Regions from separate parts of the Homo sapiens genome. Here region 2 is linked to region 1. A link is an interaction called in ENCODE POLR2A ChIA-PET data of the cell type or tissue named here. Cell type or tissue: PC-3. All regions are shown on one strand. Links, peaks and the distances in the headings refer to the core of each region. The heading gives the core; the rest is flanking DNA.

The links. ChIA-PET counts read pairs that join two places held together with the same protein. Peaks named below come from ENCODE experiments on the same cell type or tissue, not always from the same donor. Only the 100,000 strongest peaks of a DNase experiment are listed, where the experiment ranks them.
Region 2: POLR2A ChIA-PET joins it to region 1 with 5 read pairs; 1 of 35 experiments calls an interaction of 5 or more read pairs at or near these places.

The regions. Positions count from the first base shown.
Region 1 is chr1:186,529,693-186,545,636 of GRCh38, forward strand. No RefSeq gene overlaps it. Among named protein-coding and RNA genes, the nearest start is that of PDC, 77 kb to the left of the region's middle. In PC-3, for the core only: no CTCF peak of the experiment used is centred there; a DNase peak (open chromatin) is centred at 6,189; H3K27ac peaks cover 2,023 bases.
Region 2 is chr1:187,001,232-187,017,175 of GRCh38, forward strand. No RefSeq gene overlaps it. Among named protein-coding and RNA genes, the nearest start is that of LINC01036, 84 kb to the right of the region's middle. In PC-3, for the core only: a CTCF peak has its summit at 9,923 (motif pointing right); no DNase peak of the experiment used is centred there; H3K27ac peaks cover 2,205 bases.

The DNA of each region.
Region 1 (15,944 bases), core at 5,112-7,611:
CGCTGAGTTCAGGTCCTGAATATCTTTGTTAATTTTCTGTCTCAATAATCTATTATTGTCAATGGGGTGTTAAAGTCTTCCACTATTATTGTGTGGGAGGCTAAGCCTCTTTGTAGGTCTCCAAGGACTTCCTTTATGAATCTGGATGCTCCTGTACACATATATTTAGGTTAGTTAGCTCTTCTCATTGAATTGAACTCTTTACCATTATGTAATGCCCCTCTTTGTTTTTTTAAAAAATATTTATTGGTTTAAAGTCTGTTTTGTCAGAAAGTAGAATTGCAACCCTGCTTTTTTCCGTTTACTATTTGCTTGGTCAATTTTCCTCCATCCCTTTATTTTGAGTGTTTTTGCAGGTGTGTCTTTGCAGGTGAGATGGGTTTCTTGAATACAGCATACTGATGGGTCTTGATTCTGTATCCAGTTTGCCATTCTGTGTCTTTTAATTGGGACATTTAGCCCGTTTACATTTAAGTTTAGTATTGTGAATTTGATCCTGTTTTCATGATGCTAGCTGGTTATTTTGTAGACTTATTTATGTGATTGCTTCATAGTGTCAGTGGTCTGTGTACTTCAGTGTGTTTTTGTAGTAGCTAGTAATGGGTTTTCCTCTCCATATTTAGTGTTTCCTTCAGGAGCTCTTGCAAGACAGGCCTGGTGGTGACGAATTCCCTAAGCATTTGCTTGTGTGAAAAGGATCTTATTTTTGCTGTGCTCATAAAGTTTAGTTTGGCTGGATATGAAATTTGGGGTTGGAAATTCTTCTTTAAAAATGTTGAATAACAGCCCCCAATCTCTCCTGGTTTGTAGGGTTTCTGCTGAGAGTTCTGCTGTTAGTCTGATGGGCTTCCCTTTGTAGGTGATCTGACCTTTCTCTTTGGCTGCACTTAACATTTTTTTCTTTCATTTCAACCTTGGAAAATCTGAGGATTATGTGTCTTTGGGTTGGTATCTTTGTGGAGTATCTTACCAGGGTTCTCTGCATTTTCTGAATTTGAATGTTGACCTGTTTTGCTATGTTGGGGAAGTTCTCCTGGATGATATCCTGACATGTTTCCTAGCTTGGTTCCGTTCTCCCCATCTCTTTCAGGTACTCCAATCAGTCGCAGGTTTGGTCTCTTTACATAATCCCATATTTCCTGGAGGTTTTGTTTGCTCCTTTTCATTCTTTTTTCTCTGTTTTTGTCCTCCTGTTTTATTTCAGAAAGATAAGACAGAGTCTTCAAGCTCTGAGATTCTTTCCTCTGCTTGGTCTATTCTGCTATGGATACATGTTATTACATTGTGAAGTTCTCATACTGTGTTTTTCAACTCTATCAGGTCAGTTATGTTCCTCTCTAAACTGGCTATTCTGGCTCTCAGTTCCTGTATTGTTTTATCATGATTTTTAGCTTCTTTGCATTGGCTTACAACATGCCCCTTTAGCTCAGTGAATTTCATTATTATCTACCTTCTGAAGCCTACCTCTGACAATTTGGCCATCTCAGCCTCAGCCCAGTTCTGTGCCCTTGCTGGAGTGATGTTGCAGTTATTTGGAGGAAAAGAGACACTCTGGCTTTTTCAGTTTTCAGTGTTTTTACACTGATTTTTTTCTCATCTTTGTGAACTTATCTACCTTTGATCTTTGAGGTTGCTGACCTTTGAATGGGGTTTTTGTGGGGTCTTTTTTGTTGATGTTGTTGTAGTAGTTTTCCATTTGTTTGCTTTTTATTTTTTTAACAGTCAGGCCACTCTTCTGTAGGGCTGCTGCAGCTTGCTCAGGGTCTGCTCCAGACCCTAGTTGCCTCACTTTTTCCTGTACCTGGAGGTATCACCAGTGAAGGTTGCAAAACAGGAAAGATGGCAGCCTGCTCCTTCCTCTGGGAGCTCCATCCCAGAGGGGCACTGACCTATTGCCAGTCCAAATGCACCTGTAGGAGATGGCTGTAGACCCCTGTTGGAAGGTCTCACTCATTCAGAAGGAATGGGATCAGGGAACTGCTTAAGGAATTAGTCAGGCTGCTTTTTGGTAAAAAAGGTGTGCTGAATTGTGGGAGGAAACACTTCCTCATCCAGACCATTTGGATTCTCCTAAGTAGGCAGGCTGGAACAGCTGAGTCAACTGATCTCTCCCTGGGATGGAGCTCTGTTCACATAACTCTGATTGGAGTGGCTGAAGCCCTGGCAGGCAGGTCCTGCCCAGTGAGGAGGAATGTATTGGGGTCCCACGTAAAGAAGCATTCTGGCCACTATCTGGCAAAACAGCTGTGCTGTGTTGTGGGGGTTCCTTCCTCATTCAAACTGTTTGGACTCTCCAAAGCTGGCAGGCTGGAATGGCTGAGTCAACCAAACCACAGAGATGGTGTCTGCCTCTTCCCCTGGGAACTTGGTTCCATCTCAGACAGACTCCAGACTGTTGTCATTGGCTGGCTGGAATTCCAAGCCAGTGGGTCTTAAGTTGTGAGGTGCCATGGAAGTGGAATCCATAGAATGATGCTGCTTGGCTCCCTGAATTCGGCCCTCTTCCTAGGCATATGTGCAGATGGATCTCCCACCTTGCTAGGGATCTTGGGGCTAAAGTATGTAAAACTCCCAGGTCTCTGTGTGTGCCTGAACAGCTACTCTACTGAGACTCCACACAGCTCTGTGTATTGGACCCAAGACCATGGTGGCATGGGCTCGGAAGAGGAGCTCCTGACTTGTGGGTTGCAAAGATCTGTGGGAGAAGCATAGTTTCCCTGGCAGAGTCGTACATCACTCACCACTTTCCTTGGCTGGGGGTAGGGGTTCCTTCGGCTCCATGACACTCCAGGATGGACCATCACCCCCACCCTTATTTTCTTTGTTCTCCATGAGTTGAGTTGTTTGCCTAGTCAGTACCAGTGCGAGAACTCAGATATTTCAGTTGAAGGTATTGAGTTCACTCGCCCCTTTCATTTCTCTCCATGAGAGCCACAGATTGCATCTGCTTCTAATCAGCCATCTTCCAGCATTCTTTCTTATGACTCCATACATAAAGTCTAGGGGGTCTAGATCTGTTGTTTATTGGTTTTGCTAGCTTTAGCTAATGTTAACTTTGCCTTTTCTTTATAAGCTTTTATTGTGAGCTACTCTTACTTTACTATGTGGCATTCAAGTGGGTCTAAATTAGGCAATAATTTCAACAGAGAGGCATTGCTTGTGCTGAGATCCAAAGGGTTCTAATAGCCAAGGACCACTTAAATTCTCTGTAAGTATCTTAAATCAGCTGAAAGTGAAGGCTCAAGCTGACACCTCAGTGCTAGTCTAAGGCTCAGAATCCCAATAGTGTTATACTACCAGTATCTGTCTCAGGGCAATCCAACTCCTCTGGGCAGCCTACTGTTTCCAGCTGCCAGCACTGGCCACAGTTAAACCTACCCACCACCACTCCTCTACTCAGAAAGATACTAACATAACTTCCAAACCTTTTGTAAGACTTACAGTGACTCCAAGACTCCATTCTATTCACAATGCGTAATTCTATAGGGGGAAGATCTCACAATAAACTTATTATACTACAGTGCTGGACACTAAAATTTTAAAGTCAATGATTAAACTTGATTCTATAGACAGAGAGGCATCTGTATGGCTATCAACATCTTCTTCTATCAGGGACATTCAGATAAGAGTACTCTGAAAATTTGCTGCATTCACAAAGAAAATTAACATTTTTGGGGGGACCTACTAAGTGCTAGTTGTTAAACACTCAATAAACACCAGGTAATATGTCAACACTTTATAACATTTATTTTTTCTATTTTCTATTGTTTCTAGTTCTCCTAATGCTATTTCTGACATCTCTACCTCTGATCATGGTTTTATTCTGTATTCCTGTTTGATTAAATAACAAATATAAGAAATCTAGAAGCGGCCTTTAAGGAGGAAAGGAACAGATGATTGTGTAAAAATGCATTCCATTTCTAAATAAACAAATGGGCAAAGTGGAGCAAAATCCCAAATTATTAACTGACTATTCCAGAACTTCATTTGAAAGTTTAGCTTTCAGATAGACCCATGGGAACTTATTTAACTCATAATGCAGCAGATTACTCATGTGTTCATTCATTCAATAAATTATTACTGAATACCTGTTATTTGCCAGACACTGAAATAGGTGCTGGAGATACAATTGTAATCAAAATAAAGTAGTTCCTGTTCCTGTGTAGCTTACAGTTTAGCTTGAGGTACAAACTATACAAATAATAACAATTAAAATGCAACCTTCCATGAAAACAATGGGAAAATAGGGTGATATGGATGCATACAAAATGTGAAAGGGTTAGCCTGGAAAAGGAGAAGGGACAATGAGAGGTTGGGAGAAAAGACATGCAAATATCCATAGGTAAGAAAAAATATATATTACCTTAGTGAAATAAAGAGGAGTTATGGGTGATAGAATGGAAAAGACTGAAGAGCCACTTTTGGGAAGGATGATGAATGATGAATCTGGAAATATAAATGAGATTGGGGTCATTGAAAGCAATATTGAAACATTTTGATTTCTCTAAGAACAATGGAGAGTCATTGAGGAATTTTATACATAGAGGTAATTTGACTAGATATGCATTTTTCAAAGATTCTTTGGCTACAGTGTGAAAAATGAAATGAGAATGGGGGTGGATAGGAGCCTGGGAAACCAGGTAGGATGCGTTTTCAGTAATTTAGGTAAGTGATGATGGTGATCTTTGCAAGGTTACTGGGGATAACAATGGAGGGAAATTGATGGATTCAACAATTTAAAGGTAGGATGTATTGCTTGTAAGGAAATGAGAGTTCAGGAGAACGGTTCAAGAGGTGAGTCTATGACTGATTTGGCTTAATCACTTCTCCGTTGGGGAAAATTAGATCTTGAGTTGCAGCTGGGAAATTTGGATCTTAGGAACACAGAAAATCCTTGCTGCCAGCAAAACCTCCATAACATATTTGCGTGAAGTAGGCTTCCTTCCCCCTTTTTTGTTTCTGACCCAGAAAGAGAGAGAGGATTCCTTATTTGCTCTCTGCCATTACTCATGCCCAGTTGAGGAAAGAATGTCATCTACAATAAAGGCATTAAGTAGGAGAAGCAAAAAGTCAAGGTTTCGGTCTGACTTGATAAAGATGAAGGAAAAAACAAGAGAGAACTGTGAGGTCACTGTTTCCAGGAGTTGAGAAAAATAGGGGTCCCAGCTTGAACTTATGTCAGTTACTGATATCCAGTTATGTCTGCTCATACTCATGACTGATAGAATGTATCCACCAGGAGCCTAATTTCGTGGCTGACCAGAGGTCACCTAGAAAACAGCACATTTAATGAAGTCAAATATTACAGAAAAAATGTGACTCCAAGTACAGCAGAATGTCTATCATGTAGAGCTTCAAAGTGTGGGCTCTAGAGCTATAGAGTGATGGTTAATAGCAAGGTTTTAAATTCCACCTTCACCACCTGCTGTATTTGGCCATAGGCTGTTAACTTAATCACTATATGGCTGGGTATTCTTATTTTTAAAAATGATAACTTCCCTAATTATTTGATACGGTTATTGTGAAGATAAAAGGAACTAATACATACAAAGCACTTTTAATAGTCTCTGATACATAATGACTCAATAAATATTAATTATTTAATATTAGCCATTTAAAATAACCAAGTATTATTACTTTAGCTCAGCTCTTCATGAACTCCAGGTCTCAATCTGGAGGTGGAGATGAGGATAGTAGGGAATAAAGTGAGACTATAATAATGAAGTAATATTCTTGACTAAAATCTTGCTAATATATTAGGGCAGAAGAATCACCAAAAAAAAAAAAAAAAAAAGAGTGTGCAATGCTGTCAGATGTGCCATGGTACCCACTGCTCTAGGCTGGGCCTGGAAGGCAGAGACTTACCCTGGACATCAGACGCAGTGTCCACACAGATCCCAGGCAGTGAGCCTTGCTAAAGGAGGCTAGGTCCCCAAAATGCAGGTCCGTCACCCTTGATAGTGTTTTCTTGGTGTTTTAAATGAACTTTCACTGTTTGTCATATAATATTTAGTTTTAGAGAGCCATATTACTGATAAAAATAGTATGACTTATTTTTGAGAAGTAAATAAGATAATTGGGGGCAATCTAAGCAAAGTCTTCAATTGTGTTTCTGCTAAAGTACGTGAAGTACATGCCACTTTCTCAGTAGGAAAGACTGTTGGCAGACTGACAAGATGAATCATTGCTGAAATGTATTCAAAAAGAATTATAGAGCAGAACCAGGGATAGAATCTAACAGGAAATAAGCCCCATGGGTCATTCTGAGTTATGTCCTTTTTAGTGAGTCTGTTTTAGTTTAAGTTTATTTGAATAATACTAAGATGTACTGTATTGAGCAAGGGAAAGACTCTCTGTAACATACGGGAAACTTTTATCACTCAGGTTTTATCGTCTGGTTTTTCACTTTTTATGCAAATTTTTTTCCCCTTCATGTTAGAATAATTTTGGTCAATGTTTTCTCAAGATATGACTAATTTTTATTTTATCGTCTTTAGAGAAAGTTGAAGAGTCACAGTACCTTTCTTTTATCACAATAGAACCTACTGCACACAAAATTTAAAATGTATCCTTGGTTTTCATCTGAAGTTTTGCAATATAATGCAAATTAATACTTTTTCATCTTCAGCTTTTTGAAATTCACTTTCCACACTGCACTTAGAAATGCATTTTTAAAACTAAAATATGAGCATGTTATTTCCCTGTTTTAGTCTCTTCAGTGGCATCCATTGACCTAAGGCTTACCAGGCCTGCCGCATCTGGCACTGTGATATTGTGAAATATTAAATACATTTGGTTTTCCTTCCCTTTTCCTGGCATACAGCTCTTAAAACTCTTGAAGTCTCTTAAGTGATATGTCTTTTTGTAAGCTGATAAGATGACTGATGGCTGGGGACTCCTGGAAAACTGGGGGCTACTAGATAGCCTCAGAATGGAGAACTGTTGCCAAGGGAACCAACCCTGCAATTTAAGATTTGGAACTTTTAGCTTCACTCTCCAACCAGGGTGAGTGAAATTTGGGTCGATCGCAAGTGGCTAATGATTTAGTCAGTCATGCCTATGCAATGAATCTTCCATAAAAACCTGAAAGGACTGCATTTGAAGAGCTTCTGGGGATCTAAACATGTGGAGGTTCCTGGAGGGTGGCACCCAAACAGGGCAGGGAAGCTCTCACATCTCTTGCCCTATGCATCTTTTCCATCTGGCTGTTCATCTGTATCCTTTGAAGTATTCTTAATAATAAATGGGTAAATATAAGTGAAGTGTTTTCCTGAGTTCTGTGAGCTCTTCTAGCAAATTAAACTCAAAGAAGAGGTCATGGGAACCCCTGCTTTATAGCCAGTCAGTCGGAAGAAAAGGTAACAACCTGTGGCTTGTGATTGGCATCTGAAGTGAGTGTCAGTCTTGTGGGACTGAGCCCTTACCCTAAGTTATCTCCAGGTAAATAATGTGAGAATTGAATAGAATTCCAGGACACCCCTCTGGTGTCTGCTGGAGATTTTCTTGATGTGTGGGGAACCCCTCCCTCACATCTGGTCACAGAAGCATTCTGTGCCGTATTGAATGAGTGTTAGAGAAGGAAAAACACTTTTTTTTCCCTGTCTGTATCAGATACCTACATACCACTTCAGCTTCAGCTCCCACTCTGATTCTTCTTTGTCTCTTGCTCAAGACACACAGGATTTACTTCCCTTCTTCAGTGTATAGTACAACCTTCTTTTTAGATCAGATATTAAAATCCAAATGTAGCAGAGGCAGATTAAAGTGAAGCAGATCAGGTATAATACGGTCAGGATTGCTGGTACCTGTGGCAAAATGGAGAACACATACTCTCATAAAAGCAGCTGCTACTTGGTTCAACTGATTGCTGCCATGTCTTAGATCCTCTAATTTTTCAAGAAAACTAGAAATTTGATTTTTTTCTGTAATCTCAAAGTTTTTCAATATCGGCAACTAATTTCTTAAGCACACTAAAAGTCAGTAAAGCATGTTCGGCTGCTATTTTTATTCGTATATGCAACCAAGTTGAAAACTTAAGATATTAATCTTCTCTGTTATACCCCTATTCCTAGGCCTTAGCCCTTCATCTTCTCAGGAGATTCCCCCACAGATTTAAATCCCCTTGATCTAAAGCTCTCACAGCTACCTTTATATTTCCTTTTGTAACATTCATCATACTTTTGTGAGTCATCATTGTCATTAATCTCTTATAAATTCCATGAAGTTAGAGACTATGCACATCTTTTAAAAATTATATCTAGAAGAATGCTTGGGATATAAAAGGGTATTAGGCTGGGCACAGTGGCTGATGCCTGTAATCCCAGCACTTTGGGAGGCTGAGACATGTGGATCACCGGAGCTCAGGAGTTCGAGACGAGCCTGGCCAACTTGGTGAAACCCCGTCTTTAAAAAAATACAAAAATTAGCCGAGTGTGGTGGCATGTACCTGTAGTCCTAGCTACTCAGGAAGCTAAGGTAGGAGGATCACTTGAGCCTGGGAAGCAGAGGTTGTAGTGAGCTGAGATCACACCACTGCACTCCAGCCTGAACAACAGAGTGAGACCCTGTCCAAAAAAAGAAAATAAATATTTGTGAATCTAACTGAAACATTATATTCATTATATTAATGTTAAATATACAGGATAAATATTATGCCCATTTTATAGTCTGTAAAACTATAACACTGTGGACTTAAATGACCTTTTTGAGGTCATTCAGCTTTTGGTAGTAAGTTCAGCTTCTGACTCAGAGATTATAGCTCTTGCCACCAGGCCTTGCTATGTTTCTTAGCCATCTTCAGATTTTTCATAATATTGCAAGTCTGAAAGTTTGAACGCTATAGATTGTTTAAAAGGAATTCTGAATATATGTTTTAATATTTGCTATATAGTCAACATTAAGTTAAAATGAAATTTAGGAAAGCAAAGACAAATAGCATTGCTAAAAGACATGAAGAATTTGTTTAATTTGGGAAAATGCTTTTTTTCTAGATTCAGTGCTTTTACCTAATATTAATATTTGATTAGCTTAAAATAAACATTAATTGTCCAGCCCATTCATACATTAATCTGACAGTTTTTTCTCCATTGCATTAGCTAAGAGTAAGCCTTGATCATCTAAAAAGCATATTTTTTTGTTTTTCTCATACTGGTTATGTTATTGGCATCCATCAATATGCTGCATGGATGCAAGGAAGAAAAGAGAAAAAGAAAAATTATATGGGAAGTGCAAGAAATAAAAGAAGTTGTAGAGCTGCTAATATAACTGGATTATCAGAAAGTGTCACTGGTAAACTGAGTTCTTTCTCTACTTTATGTTGGTTGCAAAGAAAGAACACCCAGTTGGAAAGACCAGCAAGCCACTGGCGAGAAATCGAGAAGCAGTGCACTCTCACTCTAAAGATCCCTTTTCCTCAAATCACAGAAGGAATGGGGTTTTTAAGGACTGTGTGAGAAGTGAGAGAGAAATGTTAGTATGTGCAGGGTGGGACTCCAGACGTACAGGCTCAACTCACAAACATACATAAACTCATACACACAAAATACAGAATAGCAGAGACTTTCTTTTTGGGGTAGGTAATGTTAGCATTATAATAATATATTAATGACTTATGCCAGCTAAAGGTAATCTGTTTCAGTTTGTGCCAGTTTGGGGGTCATATCTCCCTCTGGTATCTGGTCATAGGTCATAAAGCTCTGGTGCCATCCAAGTCCATATGGTTTCTTCAAGCAGCTGTGCCTATAAATAAGAGACTAAAGAAAAACAGTAAGGAAAAGAACTTTCCCAGTTATTTCATCAAGGCTTCCCTGGTAACAAAGTTAATAGGCAATTTTTGGTCATTTTCCAGGATTATTTTAAAATCACAGCTGGAAGGTACCAACGATTTCAAGGAGGCTATTTATTGCTACACTTCGGGACCGTGAGAAATGTTTATATTACTTAAATCAATATTGCTAATTCTAGTAATCTCTCTTAAGGAAATAAATATCTTAAAAATAGATAAATGGTTTTATAAGTTAGGGCATATCCCAACAATGTGATATTACAAATAATGATTAGTGATGTTTTGCAGGTATTCAATAATGCATGTGAATGGTCATTACATAGAGTTAAGTAAGTAAAAAAGGAATTCAAGTCTGTTATAAAATATTTCCCCCAATGCCAAAAAAAAGTAAAAATAAAAGGCTAAAATTAAATTTCAAAGAGGGGGCTTCAAGATGGCTGACTAGCAGCATTTCATACCACCTCCTCCACTTAGAAGAACCTAAATAGTACATGAACAGTGTGTTAGTCTGTGCTGCCATAAAGGAATATCTGAGGCTGGATAATTTATAAAGAGAAGAGGTTTATTTTGGCTTACAGTTCTGCAGGCTGTACAGGAAGCATGGTGCTGGCATCTGCTTCTAGTGAGGCCTCAGGAAGTTTACAATCATGGCAGAAGACAGAGGGGAGCCAGCATATCACATGGCAAGAGAGGGTGCAAGAAAGAGAGGAGAAGTTCTCAGACTCTTTTAAACAATCAGATCTTTTGTGAACTCGGAGGAAGAACTCACTCATTACCAGAAGGAGGGCACTAAGCCATTCATGAGGGATCTGCTGCCATGACTCAAACACTTCCCACCAGATCCCACCTCCAACACTGGGGATCACATTTCAATATGAGATTTGGAGGGGACAAACATCTGAACTATATTAGAATATGTTATCCCAGAGAGAACTTGAATTCAACAGAGAGGTGACAGGACACATTGAAAGCAAGAAAGGAAAAAATAAAGAGGCAGCCTGCTTGGCAGGGATTGCCTGGGTGCTAAAAGTGATTTCCCAGCACGAGGAAAGGATGAGTGAGAGACTTCTGGCAGCTAACGTTCCCATAGTGGAATCATGTAATCCTGGTCACGGGAGAACCCTTTGACCCTCCCAACCCCTGAAATTAACATAGGTAGCTGCCAGGAGACTGTGGGATGGGACTGTACTAGGGAGAGAGCTTGCACCGGGTTCCACACCCTATCTGAGACTTAAGTGGTTACAGCAAAGTGCTATTATCAAACCTAGCCTTTGGCAGACTGCACACTGCCCTGTGGCCCAGTGGTGCCAGAATTGAGATGTTATGGAAACTCAGGCTACTGCTGCTAAAACTAGAGAATGAGCTGAGTGTGCTCCTGGGGCTGGAGCTAAGAAGCAAGAAAAGTGTGGGCTGCAGCTCCTGATGCCAGGAAATAAGCACTACCAGGATTGAGACTGGGACACAAGTGGGGCATGAATTGCTGCTGGGACGTTGTCGTGTGCTGGGTGGGGGCTCCTGCAGCTGGGATGGAAGAGCGAGCTAGGCATGGGCTGCTGCTACCAGGGCTGGGGGAAAGCACCAAGTGTAAGAGTGATGCGTGTTCCCCACATGCTGGTTCAGGCTGTGGCCACGAACGATGGCCGCACTCTCTCTAGTGGCGTTCCTCAGCATAGCTGTTACTGCCTCTCATCCTAGCACTCCACCTGGGACCTGAAGATTGTTATGCCCCTGCCCACCACAGCTGGTGCCTGCTGTCACCACTGGGTGGCCTGAGCACAGGCCTGTCTACCCTGGTTTCAGCCCTCCCTTCAGGACAGAGAACATAGCTTGGGGTCCTGGAGATTGCCCAATTCAAGCTACCACTTCGGGCATCTCAGCACTCCTTGTGGAGCCTGCGGTTGGACCTAAACTCCCAGCTGCTACCACTTCAGCTGGCACCTACCTGCAAGTGCCATCTTTAGGCTTGGATATTGGCCTGTCTAGTCCATCGCAGCCACTACCAATATCAAGGCACACTGCTTGACCCAGAGAATTATTCTCCCACTCTTATTGTCATTGCCTAAACCACACTAGTTGCCCAGGGGCCTGAGAATCCACTCACTCATTCACCTGGTCCACTGCTGCCACTACCAGCATCAGAGCAAGCCACCTGGAGTCCCAAGAATTTGCTCACTGCTAACTGCCAACAGAAATACCAGTGTACACCACCCTGGGGCACAAAAATAGGCATGCTCAGCCACTGATGCCACCACTGGGGCCTGAAAACTGGCCCACCTGGCATCTCAGCCACCAGCACAACTTCACCACAGCATCCTCTAATAACTGTACTTTAGCATACTGAGGAAATCACAGATGCCATTAATGCTGTTTACAGCCAAAGAAATCATACAGAGACTACACTACTACACACACACACAGAATCAAAGGCAAAGTACCCTATCAGACCAACACCATAGATATATCTTCAGGAAAAGTCCTCTTTTACAAGAGTTAATTCAAAAATAGGAAGAAGTGACTGTTACACCAGATGCACAGATATCAACATAATGACCCAGGAAATTTTAAAAGCAAGGAAAGGCCGGGTGCGGTGGCTCACGCCCGTAATCCCAACACTTTGGGAGGCCGAGGCGGGCGGATCATGAGGTCAGGAGATCGAAACCATCCTGGCTAACATGGTGAAACCCTGTCTCTACTAAAAATGCAAAAAATTAGCCGGGCATGGTGGCGGGTGCCTGTAGTCCCAGCTACTCAGGAGGCTGAGGCAGGAGAATGGCGTGAACCTGGGAGGCAGAGCTTGCAGTGAGCCAAGATCGTGCCATTGCACTCCAGCCTGGATGACAGAGCGAGACTCCGTCTCAAAAAAAAAAAAAAAAAAAAAAAAGAAAAAAAAAAAAGCAAGGAAATATGACACCTCTAAAGAAACACAATAATCCTTAGGGAATAGACACATCTTAATCAAAAAGAAATGTTTGAAATCCAGGTAAAGAATTCAAAATACTTATTTTAAAGAAACTCAGTGAAATACAAGAGAATTCTGAAAAACAATCCAAATACATCAGAAAAATATTTCAGGAACTGAATAAAAATTGTATAAAAGATATTATATATATATATATATATTTTAGACAGAGTCTCACTCTGTTGTCTGTTGCCCAGGCTGGAGTGCAGTGGTGCAATCTTGGCTTATTGCAACCTCTGCCACCGGGATTCAAGTGATTCTCCTGTTTCAGCCTCCCGAGTAGCTGGAACTACAGGCACATGCCATCACTCCTGGATAATTTTTTAAATTTTTAGTAGAGATGGGGTTTCGTCATGCTGGCCAGGCTGGTCTCAAACTCCTGACCTCAAGTGATCCGCCTGCCTTGGCCTCCCAAAGTGCTGGGATTACAAGCATGAGCCACCGCACCCAGTCATATATTTTTAAAAATAACCCAGTGAAAATTCTGGAACTAAAAAAAATCATTGAAGGAAATACAAAATACATTTGAAATCTTCAGAAATAATCTAGATCAGGCAGAAGAAAGACTCTCAGAACTTGAAGACAAGTTTTTTGAAATAATCCATTCAGAGAAAAATAAAGAAAAAAAGAATAAAAAAGACCAAGCAAAGCCATTGCCACATTTGGGACAACAGAAAGTGGTCATATATTCAAATTTATTAGTATTTTTAGTAGAGATGGGGTTTTGTTATGTTGGCGAGGCTGGTCTCAAGCTTCTGACCTCAAGTGATTCGCCCACCTTGGCCTCCCAAAGTGCTGGATTACAAGCATGAGCCACCACACCTGACCATATATTTTTTAAAATAACGCAATGAAAATTCTGGAACTAAAAAATTAATTGAAGGAAATACAAAATACATTTAAATATTCAAAAATAATCTGGATCAGGCAGAAGAAAGAATCTCAGAACTTGAATACAAGTCTTTTGAAATAATCCATTCAGAGAAAAATAAAGAAAAAAATAATAATAATAAAGACCAAGCAAAGCCATTGCCACATTTGGGACAACATAAAGTGGTCAAATATTCAAATTATTGGTATCCCTGAGTGCAAAGAGACAAAGAAAGGATTAGACAATCCATTTAATGAAATAATAGATGAAAACTTCACAAGTCTAATAAGAGATTTAGACACTCAGATACAGAAGGCTCAGTGATTTCCCAGGAAGATACAGTGCAAAAAGATCTTCTGTATGGCACATTATAGTCAACCTGTGTAAAGTCAAAGATAAAGAGAAAAATCTTAAAAACGGCAAAAGAAAAGCATCTAGTCACCTATAAAGGAAATCCCATCAGACCAAGAGCAGATTTCTCAGCAGAAGCCTTACAGATCAGAAGAGAATGGGGTGATACAGTCAAAGTGATGAAAGAAAAATACTATTAGCCAAGAATACTACATTCAGCAAAATTATCCTACATAAATGAAGGAGAAATAAAGTCTTTCTCAGATAAGCAAATGCTGAGAAAATTTGTTATCACTAGATGGGCCCTTTAGGAAATGCTCAAGGGAGTCCTAAACCTGGAAACAAAGGATATTTACCACCATGAAAACATACAAAACTGTAAAACTCACTGATGAAGCAATCACACAAAGGAGAAGAACAGACTCAAGCGGTACCACTACAGCAATCCACCAAACCACAATAACAATCAATAAGAGAAAAAGAAAAGATATATTTCTATATCTTTTATATATCAATATCTATATCTGTATCTTTTTATCTCTCTCTATATACATATGTATAACAACCAGAAAATAATTAATATGACAGGAACAAAACCACAGATATCAATAACAACCTTGAATGCAAATGGTTTAAGTTCTCCACTTAAAAGACATAGAATTTATCTATTTCTTCTAGGCTATCCAACTTTTTTGTGTTTAATTATTTCTTGTTTTTCTAATTCCTTGAGGTGCACTAATGTGTTGTTTATAAGAATTTTTTTTATTCTTTTGTGACATAAGCATTTATTGCTATAAACTTCCCTCTTAGAACCGGTTTTGCCATGTATAAGAGGCTTTCATATGATGTGTTTCCATTCTTCTTGTTTGTCTCAAAAAGTTTTAAAATTTCTCTTTTAATTTTGTTATTGACCCAGTGGTAATTTAAATGTATATTGTTAATTTCCATGTATGTAGAAAGGTTTCAAGATTTTTCTTGTTTTTGATTTCTAGTTTTATATCATTGTGGTGAGAAAAAATACTGGATATGATTTCTATATTATTAAAGAGTTGTTTCATGGCCTAATATATGATCTATCCTGGAGAATGTTCCATGCGCTTTTGAGAAAAATGTACATTCTGCAGCTATTGAATAGAATGTTCTCTAAATGTCTGTTAGGTGCATTTGATCTATGGTGAAGTTTAAGTTCAATGTTTCTTTGTTGATTTTCTGCCAATTGACCTATCCATTGTTTAAAGTGGGAGTATTGTTATTATTGCCATTATTGTATTGCAATCTATCTCTACTTTTAGATTTAATAACATTTGCTTTATATATTTGTCTGCTCTGGCATAAGGTGCATATATATTTATAATTGTAATATACTCTTGTTGAATTAATTCCTTTAAAATTATATAATAGTCTTCTTTGTCATTTTTACAGTTTTTGACTTAAAGTCTATTTTATCTTATGTAAGTATGGCTATGCCTGCTTGCTTTTGGTTTTCATTTGCGTGAAATATCTTTTTCCATTCCTTCACTTTCACGCTATGTTTGTCTTTAATGGTGAGATGACTCTCTTATAGGGAACATATAGTTGGGTTGTGTGTAGGGGTGTGTGTGTGTGTGTGTGTGTGTTTAATCCATTCAGCCATTCTTTATCTTTTTTTTTATTATTATACTTGAAGTTCTATGGTACATGTGCACAACGTGCAGGTTTATTACACAGGTATACATGTGCCATGTTGGTTTGCTGCACCCATCAACTTGTCATTTACATTAGGTATTTCTCCTAATGCTATCCCTCCCCCAGCCCCACACCCCACGACAGGCCCCAGTGTGTGATGTTCCCTGCCCTGTGTCCAAGTGTTCTCATTGTTCAATTACCACCTATGAGGGAGAACATGCGGTGTTTGGTTTTCAGTCCCTGTGATAGTTTGCTGAGAATGATGGTTTCCAGCTTCATCCATGTCCCTGCAAAGGACATGAACTCATCCTTTT
Region 2 (15,944 bases), core at 8,361-10,860, 470 kb after region 1:
CATCTCTATAGGTGGTGTTTATGCTGGAGGGATTTTTTTTTTTTTTCCTAACTCTCATCTACTTGTCAGATATCAAAGTATCTAATTCCGGTCCCTGTTTTACTCAGTTCACTACAAGCAGCATTTAGGTAGAATGACAAATCTGGCAGCCATGCGAGGTTTTACCCACTAAACAGAAGCAGCCACTGACTAAAAGAAAAGGGCAGGACAAGAGAGAAATATTACAAAGACCTACTCTAAACACATATGTTTGATTTGAAGGCTGAAATTAGATTGTCCTCCTGCCTTTGGGGGCTCTGCCTGTGAAAATTTTAAACAATTTATGAAAATAGATAGTACTGGAAAGTGGATTACTCAGGCAAGTGGGTTTACATAACTCACAATCTTTCAGCTACACGTTTTTGACAAAGTAATTCCAGACATTTTCTAAAGTGATATTACATTCCATTTCACTCTAATTTTTTCCTTTGATTAGCAAATCAATTTTGCGTAACATGCCTGTGAGTCATGTCTTAGCATGAGAAGAGCCCTGCCAAGATGATGACAAATTACAAACCATGTGCTAATAGGGTCATTGTGAGGATTAAAGAGATGAAACCTGCAAAACATTTAGAACAGTGTGTAGCATAATTTTAAGTACTCACTGCTTGTTAGCTATTAATAGTCTTACCCTTACTAATAGAAATTACTCTGGGCTCACCCTACCAAGCAGCATTGCCTTACAATCATAGAAGCAAAAACCAATATGAACAACACGTAGGAACCCAAAAAGAATGATGATTTTAACATTAACCCACATAGTTCTCTGACACATATAGTGTTCTACCAAAGCATCGAAAAATCTTTAGATCATTTAAATTGATTGTTACTAAACTGTTATAATAGCGAATGTATCAGGCAGTAAGACAGGCATTCTGTGTATATCATTTTTATGTATAATATTTTTAGAACATCTTTCTTATCTTTTTGATGAGAAAAAGCAAAGGTCAACGAGGCTCTAATTACCCAAACTCACACAGCTAGAGAATGATAGAAGTGGTTCTACTTTGCCACACTGGCTGATAGAAAGTTTTGAAATGAACTCTTGATTATGAGATTCTGAGCTGCACATTGCCTACTAATTTCCATGTAGCTACTTTTGCATGTGATTTGTCGGTTTCAAACTACTGATGATTTCCATTAGGCACTTCATGAAATTCATGTAGATTTCTATTTCCCAGGAGCCCAGATAACACATTACTCTTCTTGTTGCTTATTCAAATAGTTTACCCTCAATGGCAGGTGGAATAATAGACACCCAAAGAAATTCATGTTCTGATCTTGTGAATATATTAATCTGATGTGGGAAAAAAGGCTTTGTAGATGTGATTAAATTAAGGCTCTTGAGATGGAGAGGTTTCAGTGGATTATCTGGGTGGGCCCAATGTAATCACAAAGGTCCTTACAATTGAAAGAAGAGGGCAGGAGGATTAGAGAAGATGTGAGGACAAAACAGATATCAGAGTGATAAAATGGGTGGCTTCAAAGATGGAGGAAAAGGCCATGAGCCAAGGAATGCTGGCTACCTCTAGAAGCTGGAATAGACAAATAAATGATTCTCCTCCTAGAAGTAATGTATATCTTTCCTGTTTCTCTGTTTGTTGCAGGCCAGGTCTCACTAATGCAGGCCTCCATGACAACTGTTTCTGTACTGACTGAGTAGTTAAGTTAAATATTAAAAGCAGAAAAAGCCAGTGCCCTTATACAAAGGCTGGAATGTAACAAAAGCCCACCGAAGAGTTCTGCCTAGGCCTTTCCTGGGCCTTAAAGCATGACAAAATAATGAAGGTATTCCTAATAGGATCTGTTTGGGATTAAATAAGTTTTACTGGGGGTCTGAAGAAACTCCCCAGACCTCCACAAACAAGTTTATTGGGGATCTAAAGGAACTCCCCAGACCTACATAATTTAGAAGGAGACAAGATAAGGGTAATCACCCCAGCCCCTGTACCCGTTTAGATTAAGTTAATTTACTGAGGCTCCAGAGGAAGGTCTTCAGGACTCAGACCTTAGTTATAGAGCAGAAGAAGTTAGTCACTTGTATTTAATGAATGCGCACTTACATGTAGACATACAGCTTTGATGGTATATAAGCTAAGGAACACCTGTAATTTTGAGTTGGTCTGGCGATAATTTTCAGGCCTTCTCCCTGTAACCAGTTGGATAAATAAAAACTCTCTTTCTCCCCAGTTCATCTGCATCTTGTTATTGAGCCACGAGAAATAGTAGCCCCACCCTCAGTTTGGTCTGGGAACAAAATTTGGCAAGCCAGCCAGGAGAGACGGGGATGGTCTTGCATTCAGTGGCCAGCGGCTTACGACGAGGCAGTCTTCAGGAGGAACCCAGAAGCTGCTGGTGAGATTTTCCTGGGGATCCTCCTGTAGGCTGTCCCATGTGCAAACCTGCACGTCCCTTTCACTGCTGGGGAAGAACAGAGATCAGGGGCAGATGTGTTCAAAAGGTTGGTTAACTGGATCGTATGCTGGGAGCCTGGACTCATTGAACTGTTTGTCCGGTACCACCAAGGGAAGCAATAGGAGGAGCTCATAAACCCACTTTGCATTTTGGTTGAGACCAGGTTTTGAGTTGGTTTTGAGTCTGTTTTGCCTGCATGCAATCCCCCTTGTGTTGTCCAAAATTTGTCTCCACTTGTTTGTGTATCTGTCTTATTCCTTTTCATACCATGTGAACTTGGAAATGAGAAGTATCAGGTCTATTCCTGCTGAGAGGCCTTTGGGAAGGAAAAAAATTTTTTTAGGAGCTCAATGGTTAAAAGTCAGCTTAATTAAAAGTTAACATCCAAGATGTGTATACATGGGTGTGCATGTGTGCATGTTTGTATTTAAAAGGCCTTCATGTTTTTGTTTTTGTTTTTGTTTATTTCTCTCCTAGGACCTTGTCTTTTTGAGCAAAAGTTTTTTTCTTCTCAGTTGACTCAATTCTGTTTTCTTCATTAACAGCTATTGCAACATAAGTTACACAGGGATTTTTAAGAAAAAAATGTAATTTAGACAGTTAGAAATGTCTCTGTTTGGAAAAAAATTTAAGTGCACTGTAAAAACATCACATAGTCTAGCCTCATAATAATTCTCCCTTTTTGAAAAACCCAAGATTCAGTGTGGGTTCTGCCCAGAGCTCAAAGATCCAGTTAAAAGACAGGTAGTCAATATCTAAGTAAAGTTAATCTCCTTATACAGTCCTACATTAAATTTCTATAATTTTATGTTTGATCTGGCACATCCATATTTAATCTCCTTCTAGCACCACCAGACTTTTTCTCTGTGTACCTTGAGATGTTAGTCTTGCCATTTGATTTTTCACCTCAGAGTTATTTCCTTTAATATGCAGATTTAGGGCTACTTAGCTGACAAGTGCCAGAGCAATAAACCAGGTTATCAAGAGTTTGCAAGTCTAAGATAGGAAAAAGGAGGTCTTATGAATCTATAAAATATATATCTATTGGCATGCCTAATATGTCTATGTATTTATGTCTTGTGTACACCATGTTTCACATAAAAGAGTTCTAATTGGTTGTCTCAAAGAAAAACAAAAGTTCTTAAATATTTTAACATAAAAAAGGAATGCTTTTTCAAGTTTATGTGACTAAACTAAGATCTTCAATAAGTAAGCTAGCTTTAACAATTATTGATAAAATAATATTAGAAATGTCTTAAGAGTTGCCAGCATACATTTTTGTTTGCATTTATTGTTCAAGCAATTTCATACTTACTTCTGCCAAATACTATAAGGTGTCAAAATTTGGCATAAAGGCTACAAAACTATAACTCAGCCCCAAACGGACTGATCTTTGCTTGTGTAATAAATAAAACATTAATATTGGTTTAATGAAGATAGCTGCATCTTCAATTATTTAGTAAAATACCCTAACTTCTAATCTTGTGACCTTAGGCAGTCTAGTCCACAGACGTGAAGGAAGTTTGTTCTGGGAAAGGGCTGTTATCGTCTTTGTTTCAAAGCTAAACTATAAACTAAGTTAATGAACAAGAATAGCTTGGAAGTTAGACCCAAGATGGAGTAAGTTAGGTCAGATCATTTTCACCGTCTCAGTTATAATTTTGCCATGGTGGTTTCATAACTTTAAATAATGACTATCACAGTTTTTGTAAATAATCTAGGTAAATGATTAAAATAAATAATTAAATAAATGTAATGGGATAAATACTTGTAAACAAATGTCATAATTTGGAACCTAAAGTTATATTAAATTAAACAGATATCTCAGTATTCGGGTATTTTTCAATAAAAATATATTGTAGGAAAGCATTCTTTCTAAAAATTGTGTCTTTTTAAAAGGGTAACTAATTTTTGTCTAATTCGAAGCGTATTTAAAGTTTATATACAAAAAAAGGTAAGAGAAACCAGGAAATAAGAGAGATATAAAGAAAGTTATAAAAATAGAGTTTTAAAGATTATTGGTAAAATAAAAATATCTTCAAAAATGTAAACATTTGGTCTAAATTATGCAGGTTGAATATTAGGTTTGCTAAATGCTTTAGGTCATAAACTGCTTCTTTAACTTAAAAATTGTTCAATTTGTTTTGGAATGTTAAATTCTAGATAAGTCCTGGGGACATATAAAATATGCAAAAAATTATTAAAGAAAAAAGATTTCATATAAGAAAAACTCTTGCATGGTAAATTCTTGTCCTAAAGTAAAATAACTGCTTGTTTAAAAAGAAGAATGTTTAGTGTAAGAATTTAAAAAAAGAAGAAAGAAACACAAAAAGTGGTTCGATGGTTAAAGACAGGTGTATTTTAGAGAATAAACCTGAGAGGGGTTTTTGGCTGAGTTAGGTCAGAGGCCCTTTCTCCTATAGACTAAGAGTTTTTAAGGATTCAGGGCAGGTGAGTTTATCAGAGGCTTGGACTGCTTCTGTGTCTCTTTGTTGTGCTTATCTGGAAGGGAGAGCTATGTGTCTGTTCCCACACATCTTTGTGCAGCTGCAGGCATATCATCATAGAGTCTGCTTTTAGCTTCCCTTTCTCAGCGCACCTGAAGGGAAAGGAACACGCTTACTAAGGCCCACTGTTTTACTTGGCCCAATGTATGAGAATGAAGTTTGGCAGTTACACAAGAGACTTCCCCTACACCTCCCTCTATGCCTGAGCTGTCTTATTGTGTCTGGATTGGTTCCTTCCAGTGGGTTCTTGGTCTCACTGACTTCAAGAGTGAAGCCGCTGACCCTCGCGGTGAGTGTTACAGTTCTTAAAGATGGCGCGTCTGGAGTTTTTTGTTCCTCCCAGTGGGTTTGTGGTCTCGCTTGACTTCAGGAGTGAAGCCGCAGGACCTTCGCACTGAATGTTACAGCTCATAAAGGTAGTGCAGACCCAAACAGTGAGCAGCAGCAAGATTTACGGTGAAGAGCAAAAGAACATAGCTTCCACAGCACGGAAGGGGACCGCAGCATGCTGCCACTGCTGGCTCGGGTAGCCAGCTTTTATTCCTTTATTTGGCCCTGCCCATGTACTGCTGATTGGTCCATTTTACAGAGCGCTGATTGGTCCATTTTACACAGTGCTGATTGGTCAGTTTTTACAGAGTGCTGATTGGTGCATTTACAAACCTTTAGCTAGACACAGAGTGCTGATTGGTGTGTTTACAATCCTTTAGCTAGACAGACAAGTTCCCCAAGTCCCCACCCGACCCAGAAGCCCAGTCAGTTTCACCTCTCCTTATCTGTGCTTTATTGTCTACTCTTTCTGTCTGCTTGTTCCTGGAAGAGAAGTGATTTCCTTGAAATGTATGAGGTTAGCAAGAGAGCTGGAACTTAAAGTGGTGGTGTTTGTCCAAGATGACGGTGCTCCTGCTCTGTCATTTAGGACAAGTCAGAAAGTCAAGGCATGTCATAGCTTGTCTGTGAAAGTCATGAAATAATTTATGAAAAGGGAATTTATGCAAGAAATGTTGTACAACTTAAAGGTGATTAGGCCTTCTAAATGCTTTATCAAATGCCACTGTGACTCTTACCTGTACAAATTGCCTGCTTTACAGCTAGATAAGGCCTGGGACACATGGAGTTAGATGCTGGGATAAGTCAAACCTTATCTGCGCTTCTGTCTAGGTCCTAGGCTCCACACCTAGTACATAATTAAAATCCCAAACTTACCAAGGTTTTCACCAAAAGTAAAGGTTGCTAAGAGTTAACAATGTAATGTGTATTTAAGACTACTGAAGGAATAGTTTATCTGTAAGGTGTGTAAGGAAAGTAAAATATACTTTTGGTAAACAGATTATAAGGAGGCATGAGAATGTGGATTTGTGCCTAGATTAAAAGCCTAAAGGATTGTTTTAAATTGGATAAAATAAAGATGAAAGTTTAAGCAAGTTGTGGAAGTTTGATGTAAAGGAAATTCTGTGTGTAAACATATTGGCTGAAGTTAAAGGAGTATTATCCAGTTTTTCTGTAAATTGAGCATTAAAATAAAAACACAACAGGTTTCTCTTAGGAGCGCTAATGTGCTCTTTAACAAAAATTGTAAAAGGTTATAAAAGGTCTATAAAAATCTTGCCTTATGGTCAAATATTAAAATTTGGTAAATATGTCTATAATGCTTTATTAAGAATTGAGTTTAACATTAATAGTACACTAATGTAAAGGTGAAATTTGGTTTATTTGGTACCAAAAACCATACAGGAAGCATTGACAAATATAAAATGGGGTCTGGCTTTCTTTGGGCTGTATTTGTATAAATATATCATTAGTATGTGTTCCAAAATTGTGGGAAACTCCTATAATTCTATATCTCTTAGTGTATGTTATTAATAATTAAAATTTTTATGTTAAATTATTTTGTGCCACAGAGATAACAGATTTCCTTGTCAATTGTGTCTTTATGGCTACCCTAAAACTTTTTGTCATCCATAAACAATTGTTGTCTTGTTTTTGTCCTCTTTAGAGGGTGGCTTTATAATCAGCTATAAAGTTCTAACAGGTGCTCTTAAATGCAGGTTTCTGATAACTTTGGAGATTGTGACATCAGAATAAAGGAAAAACGTTCAGGACTCTTGAAAAGCTAAAATATTTGTTAATATTAAGCAGGACAGGAATTAACTTCATGAACTGAACTAACAGGAGACTGAAATGATCTTTTTGACTTTTTGCTTAAAATGTTACTAATCTTTTATTTTGCTTTTCAGAGTAAAGGAAACTTTTCTTTTGAGCTATTAACAGCTTTTAACAATTAAGTAAAGTATACTCCACAAAATTTGAAGCATATTTGTTTCTCTCTACCTGATTCTTCCAAATATCTGAAACTATTTGTGAGTATTCTTAATTTATGGCAATATAGTTATTTGCATAAGTGCAATAAGAATCTGTTTTATTTTGTAACAGAACACAATTTTTAAAAAACTGGTTATTTTACCAAGGCTTTGATTGGAATGCTATGCTCTCTCTTAGGGAATCAAACTTGACTTCTGGCACCAATAAAGCCCTTGGAAAACTGGCCTCATATTTTGTGTACACAGTCCCTGTACAGGGTTTCTGATCTGTGGTAAGTAAAGAATGTCACTTTCTTACAAGCCAGGGACCTCAAGTTATCTTGTAACCTTCAGAGGAAAGGAACTCACCCAACTCATAGGTATTTGATGGTACAAATCCATGGCAGGGCTCAGCTTTAAAAAGGTCTTATATCAGATTCCTTCTACAGAACAAAGTTCCATCAAAGCCAGTTTAAAAGGACTATGTGAAAAATAGTTATTCTTGCTGCACTGTATCCAAATAATTAGGCCAACTATAATAAAGTAAACCAGTCCTACTATGATTTGTCTTTTAATAAAAATGGGAAACTGAAGAGAGAAAAATGTTTCAAAAGCTATAGTATACCTGTTGTTAAATTCTAGGCTTGCCTGATGTTTTTCAATTTTTATTATTTTCTACAGTTTGGATTAAATTCTAATTTTTCTTGCTACAATTCTCCAAAATAATGTTTTCAATTTTTTCCTTTCTCTTTCCCTTTTCCCCCATTTTTCCTAATTGGAAATAACTGAGACCTAAGCTGTGCTTTCCTAAAGCCCTGTGAACTGAAGACTCAACAACTTAAACTTCAGAAGAAACCACCAGCAACCTATTTATGGGTTGCTGTTGCATACTATTATGCTTCAGCAGGAACTTCCTCTAAGCCCCCAAAACAGGGAGTGCTACCAGGAACAAACTGATCTCTTCCACTCCAGCACTGAGTTTGGTGCCCCATAGCAATGACCCTCTCTCAGCAGGAAGTTGCCAGAAAGACAACTCCCTACAATTATCATGGTAAATAAATTTACAAGCATGATAGAAATCATGCGCAAATTGACAGTGGGGATTGCTGCAGGCCAGGTCTCACTATTGCAGGCCTCCATAACAACTGTTTCAGCACCGACTGAGTAGTTAAGTTGAATATTAAAAGCTGAAAAAGCCAGTGCCCTGTAAAGACTGAAATGTAACAAAAGCCCACCGAGAGTTTTGCCTAGGTCTTTCCTGGACCTTAAAGCATGATAAAATAACAAAGGAATTCTTAACAGGATCCATTTAGAATTCAACAAGTTTTATTGGGGATCTGAAAAAACTCCCCAGGCCTCTACAAACTAGTTTGTTGGGGTTCTAAAGGAACTCCCCAAACCTGAGTAATTTAGAAGCAGACGAGATAAGGGTAATCACCCCAGCACCTGGACCCATTTGGATTAAGTAAGTTTACTGAGGCTCCAGAGGAAGTCTTTAGGACTTAGACCTTAGTTATGGATTAAAAGAAGTTAATCACTTATGTCTTTAGATAAATGCACACTTAAATGTAGAAATATAGCTTAGAAGATATATAAGCTCTGGAAAACTTTGTAATTTTGAGTTGCTCTGGTGATAATTTCCAGGCCTTCTCCATGTAACTTGTTGCAGAAATAAAAACTCTCTTCCTCCCCAGTTCATCTGCATCTCATTATTGGGCCACAGAAAATAGCAGCCTGACCCTCAGTTTGGTCCAGGAACATGTGACTTCAACCCTGTAATAGCTATTTCAGATTTTTGACCTCCACATCTGTAACAAAGTAAATTCATGTTGTTTAAAAAGATACTAAGTTTGTGGTAATTTGTTACAGAACCGAAAGGAAACTCATACATCTTCTTTGCAGCATTTACAAAGTGTCTCTCCTTTTATTTGAATTCTCCTACAAGTTAGAACAATTGGCTTTTTAGCTTCTAGAAGAGGTTTCTGAACAATTAGTTTGCAATGGTACACATGAGGTATTTAACTCATTGTCATCAGTAAAGAGGTTTGTGGGAAATGGATTCAGCATATGAATATGAGAAGGAAGAATGGGGGATGGGAGCATAACCCATTAGAGCTTGCGGGAGATTTTACAGGGGGGAAATGGCTTCAATTTGGGAGTTTCCCAAGCAATTCTGATAAGACCCTAAAAGGGACTTTTCTCACTCATTAAAAACCATTGACCTCGTAATAGGACTAGTAAGGACCTGAGCAATTCCAGCTAACTGCAGTTCTAAGAGCTCTACTTACAATGACTCATTTATTTCTCACAATAGCCCTGTGAGGTAGATGCTATTGATGATATCTCCATTTTACAAATAAGGAAGTTGACACATAACATAGATTTTACTTAGTTAGACATTTTGCATGCAATAGAATTGTTAACAGTGAACTTGTTGCCAAATGTAAAATATGTAAATATTTATGATTGCAGAATTACGTTATGTTCAAATTTTAAGTTTTTAAAGGTTTCTCCTGTGTTTGTCTTCACCTTGATACTTGGTTACTAGGTTGCCATTTAGAGTAACAACTGGTAATGTAGGTTATAAATGACTATTTCAAATATCTTGTTCATCAAAGTTTTAAGCAGTAAGCTAAATTTGCGTTAAATGTCCACTTGGTGGCAGTTCTTCATAAAAAGTACAAGTTGGCATATAAAGCTCATATCATTGTGTCCACAAATTTATAAAGACAAAATGAATCATTTATTTTGGGTTGTTTAATAGTGATTCTTTGGGCTTTTTTTTTTTAAAGGGGATGGGACCTGTACTGTATTTATCATCCTTTCAAACCAGAAAGAGAATCTCAGTAGCTTAACACATTTGAATTATGATATACATCCCTTTAAATGAGAACTTACCTTGAAATGCATTTTACAAATAAACCAATCACAACATACACAGATAGCAGTTGAGCACATGGGCAAACTTGTAAAACTGTTTTTGAATCTTTAAAATCAGGCAATAATAATAAATAATAATAATAAATCTTCCAGAAACTTTATACTAAAAACATTCCAAATTTTTTAGGAAAGACTGACAAAATATTGTATATGCCATGAGTTTACTACATTTAATCGCATGACTCTTTGCAATATGCTTAACACTTTCACATTAATGACAAAGTTCCTTCCATTAAGAATTTCTAAGGCTATGATTTGAAGGCCAAATCAAAGTTATCAACTTATTTACTGCTGTAATGTATGGGAGAAAATGTATTTTTAAAAATGTGTTTAGTGCATTTATCAGCAGATACCCACCATCAACCCTGATGGTAAGAACTAAGAACCAACCAATAGAATGTATAATACCTGATGCTAGGAAATCCCCACCTCAGTACAGCTTATTCACATGCCATTCTCTTCCTCTTCTTCTTTAATTACTTTTTTTTGGAGGTTGTGCAATAAGTTGTTAAGATACTAGTCTAGGTGTTTCTAAGACATGACAGATTCTTACAAATGCCCCATCTTCTAAATATCATAGGCAAATGTTATAAGCTCTCTGGTTCACTAGTTTTTGTTTTTGTTTTTGTTTTTTTCAGAGATAAAGTCTTGATCTGTTGCCCACAGTGGACTCAAACTCTTGAGCTCAAGTGATCCTCCTGCCTCAGCCTCCACAGTAGTTGAGAGTGTAGGCGCAGCACCAGGCTTGGTTTCCTAGCTTTTAATATGTAAATACGGTGATTCCTGAATGTTAAAATGTACTTTAAAATGATCAGTGCAGCAGTTTGCCCTAATCATGAAAAAAAAAAGATCCTGGTACCATCCCTCAAATTTAAATGTTAACAATGTCACATATAATGGCTCCTATTTTAGCTATTGAAGTTAATTTATGAACTGAATTTTTGAAATATATTCAAATGTAGTTGAACCTTGATCCTATTATAGCACAGTTAATGCACAAAGCAAATAAGATAAATAACATGAAGCCTATTGAAGTACTTTATACATCAATTAGCTATTTCACAAATCTAAAAGGTGAACTCCCTAGTGATATATTATTCACAACAGTTTTGATGACAATTTGGAAGTATAAAATGTTAAATATCGACACTCTATCTTATTTTATATCTGTATTAAATTTCAGCAAATTTTAATTTATTTCCTTATCAGAAAAATATTAAGGAACTATAAAATCACTTACTGATACTAGTGGATAGAAACAAGCATCATCAGTTAATCAATCAGGGGGATTTTAAATAAGCATCCACCCAGTGCTGACAATGTAGTGGATACTCAGTGTCTCCCTGATTCATCAATTCGTAATGGTTGTTTTTACCCACTAGCATCAAGCATTTGTTTTTCAAAAAGTTACTGCAAGGAAAACATGAACAAACATCAATAACTGACTGGTTGGTTTTTGTTGTTGTTGTTGTTGTTTTTGTTTTTTGTTTTGCCAACCAGGCTGTCTCATTGCCTGGAATTCTTACACTAAGTAAGAGTTTAGGTATTAAAGAGGCAGCTTTATATTTCAGGTAGGCAGTGACAGGGTGTGCTTGCTGCTCTTCCCAATGTCTTGCCTCAACATAGCCAAACCCAGTTTTATTTCATGCCAAAGGCATTTAATGGAAAAAGAGAGGCATAGTTTATACTTTAATGAAAGAATTGCTATGTTTTGATTTGATTTCTACTTTGAGCTATGAAACAGATAGAGGTTCTTTAATCTCCTAAAGAAACAAAGAGAATTCTGCTATTTGTTATTTTTAAGCAGAAAAAAAGGAAGAAAAAAAGATTTGTGGAATATTTCTCATTTACATTTATTTTACAATCATAGTGGTGGTATTAGCTAATATAATGTGATCATGAAATAAAGGGTTTTACTCACAGTTGCATAGATTAGTGAAAGAAGGACCTAATTAAAATATTTAACCTGCCATTTATATATTGTTTCCAAGTGGCAATTATTACCCAGATTTTCCTTTTAAAAAGGACTATCAAAAAACTATATTTTCCCCCACCAAAATGGCTAAAAACAGATTTGCATATTTTGCCAGCTTAGCCAGTGGGATGAGCCGTGACTGGGTTTCAGCTCCCGGTTTTCTCTGTTTACAGAAATATTAAGTACCCCCAAATCCTGGTTCTCTGGTTAAGTCAAGCATTTGGGTTTTCTCTCTAATTTTTTCTGCTAACACTATTTATTTAAATAAAGTAAAGGAAAAACATAAGGAGGAAATAAGAGAGGTTGGGCAATGCTTATTAGACATATACACGTCAGTTGTAATTTCAGGAATGCTTCCTTGGTGATAATATAAAGTTTACACATAAAGTAAGGCCATTCATGTCTTTTTCTTTCATGCCAGTTTTTTTTAATCACATGATTCAAAATGGGAAGAAATAATATCTTCCTCTGTTAAGTGCCTCAGTGTCAAGAACTGTGGTGGCACTGAAATGTTACCCTTGCTACAGTCTAACAAGTTAGCTTGCCCCAGTTTCATAGATGCCAGCAGAGTACATGACTCTGGGATCAGAGACAAAGGAATTTATTACTCACGGCACAGCAAGCAACATAAACATCATGTTCACATGATCTTCCTTGCCCTCCAATTCCATGGAAAGGGTAATGTTGAACATGCCCAGATGGATGACGTGCACGCAGTCAGTTTGTGTCGCACTGAGTAGCATCAAGCTTAGGAGATCCACAATATTATAAGGGAGCTAACAGCAAACCCACCTAACCTTTGCCTCAAAGGAAGACTATATCTTTATTATGCTCAGAAGGAAAGAAATATGCCCTGTGTCTCGGAGGGAAATATTACCTCTATTTTTCAAGGCTCTTTGCTCTACAAATATACTTGGAAAGATAGTCTGGAATAAAAGCTGTCACAAGATGTGTAAAAGTGTGACACAGTCATGGAGAACTGTCTCCTAACATAGGAGATACACACACATATACACATACAAACATGTACACACATACATGATATCTATATGGTATGCATATATGGTATATGTATACTGGTGTATATATAGCATAAGTAAATATATGGTATATGTAAACATACATGTGGCACATATAAATATATATGGTGTATATAAACATATACATAGTTTACTTTTCCTGAAAATCATGTAAAGCAAGCTTATAATTCTCGTTTTAGGTGTAAAAAAGCATTATTAGCCAAACGCCTTGCCTTATTTAACTGAGATTGTAAGGAACGGATTCCAAAATTCAACCCTTTGTTCTACTCAACATCCCATTCTCTATCTGGTCAACTAATGCACTAATTGCTGTGATAAATAGGGAAAAATATATCTATTCTGTGACACTGAGTTCTAGAAAGAGGGCCCTTTAACTTTTTATATTAAAATTTTAAAACATTCCACCAGAATTTAAAAAATACTGGTGTTCCTGCCCTTCTCATAATTGGCCTTATTACAAATTATATCACATGCAATGCCATTCAAACAAGTATGTAAAATGGTGGTCAATAAAGCAGTATGATTTTTTTCTCCTTCAATCAAACCAATTGTTAAATGTAATTATAATCTTGGAAGAGGCAGTTAAAAAGATGTTGAATTAAATTGAGCTCTGAAAATTGCTCACCTCATGATTCCTTCTGATTACATCTTGGCATAAATCCACCAAGTTTCAATATGTAATTTAAGGATAATGTATAATTGCTATTGGAACCAATGCAGTTTCTCCACATTCAAATGGAGGCCGATTTTATTAGTAATAACTGTAATAACTCTGCTAAATAGATTGTATGACTTTGCTGCTCATTAGGAAATTATTTTTCAGCAAGAACATCTTACTTTTATATATGTAATTCAAATTTTAAGTAGGAAATTTATTAATGAGACAAGTGTTTATAAAGACATATATTTTACAGATATTATAGTCTGGTCCTAATCAGACAATTATTTCCTATGGTGTTAAATTCAAGAGCTTATTTTTCATTGTCTTATTTTTAAAGAATCTTATCTAAAAGAGGCATTTTAAAGATACACAATGAAGTTTAGATCTATGGTAACGAAGTATCAGAGAAGTGGCATGGCTCCCTCCAGTTTCATCATGCAGCTACATATTTTATGAGAAAGAAATGTTTTGTATTAGAAAATCACTACAAATGTGTGCCCTAGACATTGGTATCTATCTGTAGTGGATAGTATCATCCACCAGAGAACTGAAATTAGTATACTTACCTAAATGGTAGCAACTCTTAAAAGAGGCTCTCTAGTGAAATAAATACAGAGAAAAGCTGGTTAAGATGTTTTCACAGTAGTTATATTGCATATTAAATAAGGTATTTGGTAAACTTCCTAATACTTGGAGAAGTCCTGAACACTTGTTAATAATCTTTTATTCCACTAGAATGCCAGAGATCGCAATCCTAGTTGTCTTTGTGTTCCCACATATTAGATAAAAGCCATTTCTCCATTTAAAAATATTCAATATTTCAAGGCCCCATGTGCACTTGAAGAGAGATAAATGAAGATCTCAGGATGAGATGGAAGAAGTGACCAATGGACTGAGGCACCAGAGAATGTGAGAGTGATGCCAGGGAATGAATGATGGAGATATAATGGTCATTGGCCCTAAGCTCTTATTCTCTGTGTCTTGGTGTCCTCATCTCTAAAATGAGAATGGTGCCTTCTTTTTATGTTTATTATAGAGATTAGCAAAATTATCTAGTTTGAAATTCTCACAAGTGGAAACTATCACATTTATGATTTCAGCTATCAAAAAGTTATTCTAAAAGTTATATAACATAGGATAATGCATATTTTTTCTTAAAGGTAGTTTCCTCTTAACATTTTTGTGCTACTTTCATGAAGTAGTATACATAAATCACCCAGCACTATATCTAGCATGTGGTATAGTATATACATATACTTTCTTTGGAAATTAGCACTGAATTGCATTACACTTGTTCAGTTTATTCAGCAATGTTTTTGTGCTACCATGTGGCAGATATTTCTCTAATTGTTACAAATACATCAGCAAATAAAAAGCAAAAAATATCCCTGCTTTCATACAGTTTATATTTTCTTTTATATTTCTTACCTGTGGTCTAAAGCTTACATTTTAAGTTGTAAGAAAATCATTTCACTTTTAGTAAAAGCAAATAGAAAATTAAAGAAAATAGGAAAAATGCTCAAAAGTGATTACATTAAAAGTAAGTGAAACCTGATGTTTCCTAAACGAAGCTTGGTTCATTTCTTGGTAAAGACAGGGTGGGAATGGCAGATCATCAATAAGAAAGCTGCTAGAGCTCTGAACATCTGGTTTTAAGATGGAACTTTCTTTATATTTCTAAATTATTATATAATAATAATAGTAAAAATACTTTTTTAGAGACAAGGTCTCACTCTGTCACCCAGGCTGGAGTGCATGGCACGATCATAGCTCACTGCAGCATCAAACTCCTAGGCCCAGGTGATCCTCTCATCATAGCCTCCCGAGTAGCTAGGACTACAGGTGTGTGCCACCATACCTGGCTTATACTTTTTTTCTGCCTAACTTTGTAGATAAATTTGATATTTGATTCTCTTCTTAAAAGATAATTTATATACAGTTAATTACATTTTACAGGTCTAGATCCAGGCTCAGAGAGAAGCTGCATATGTCAATAGAGATAAGCAACTCAATATTGGCAGAGGAACAGCACAAAGTAGATCTGACTTCTCACAAACAGTGCTTACT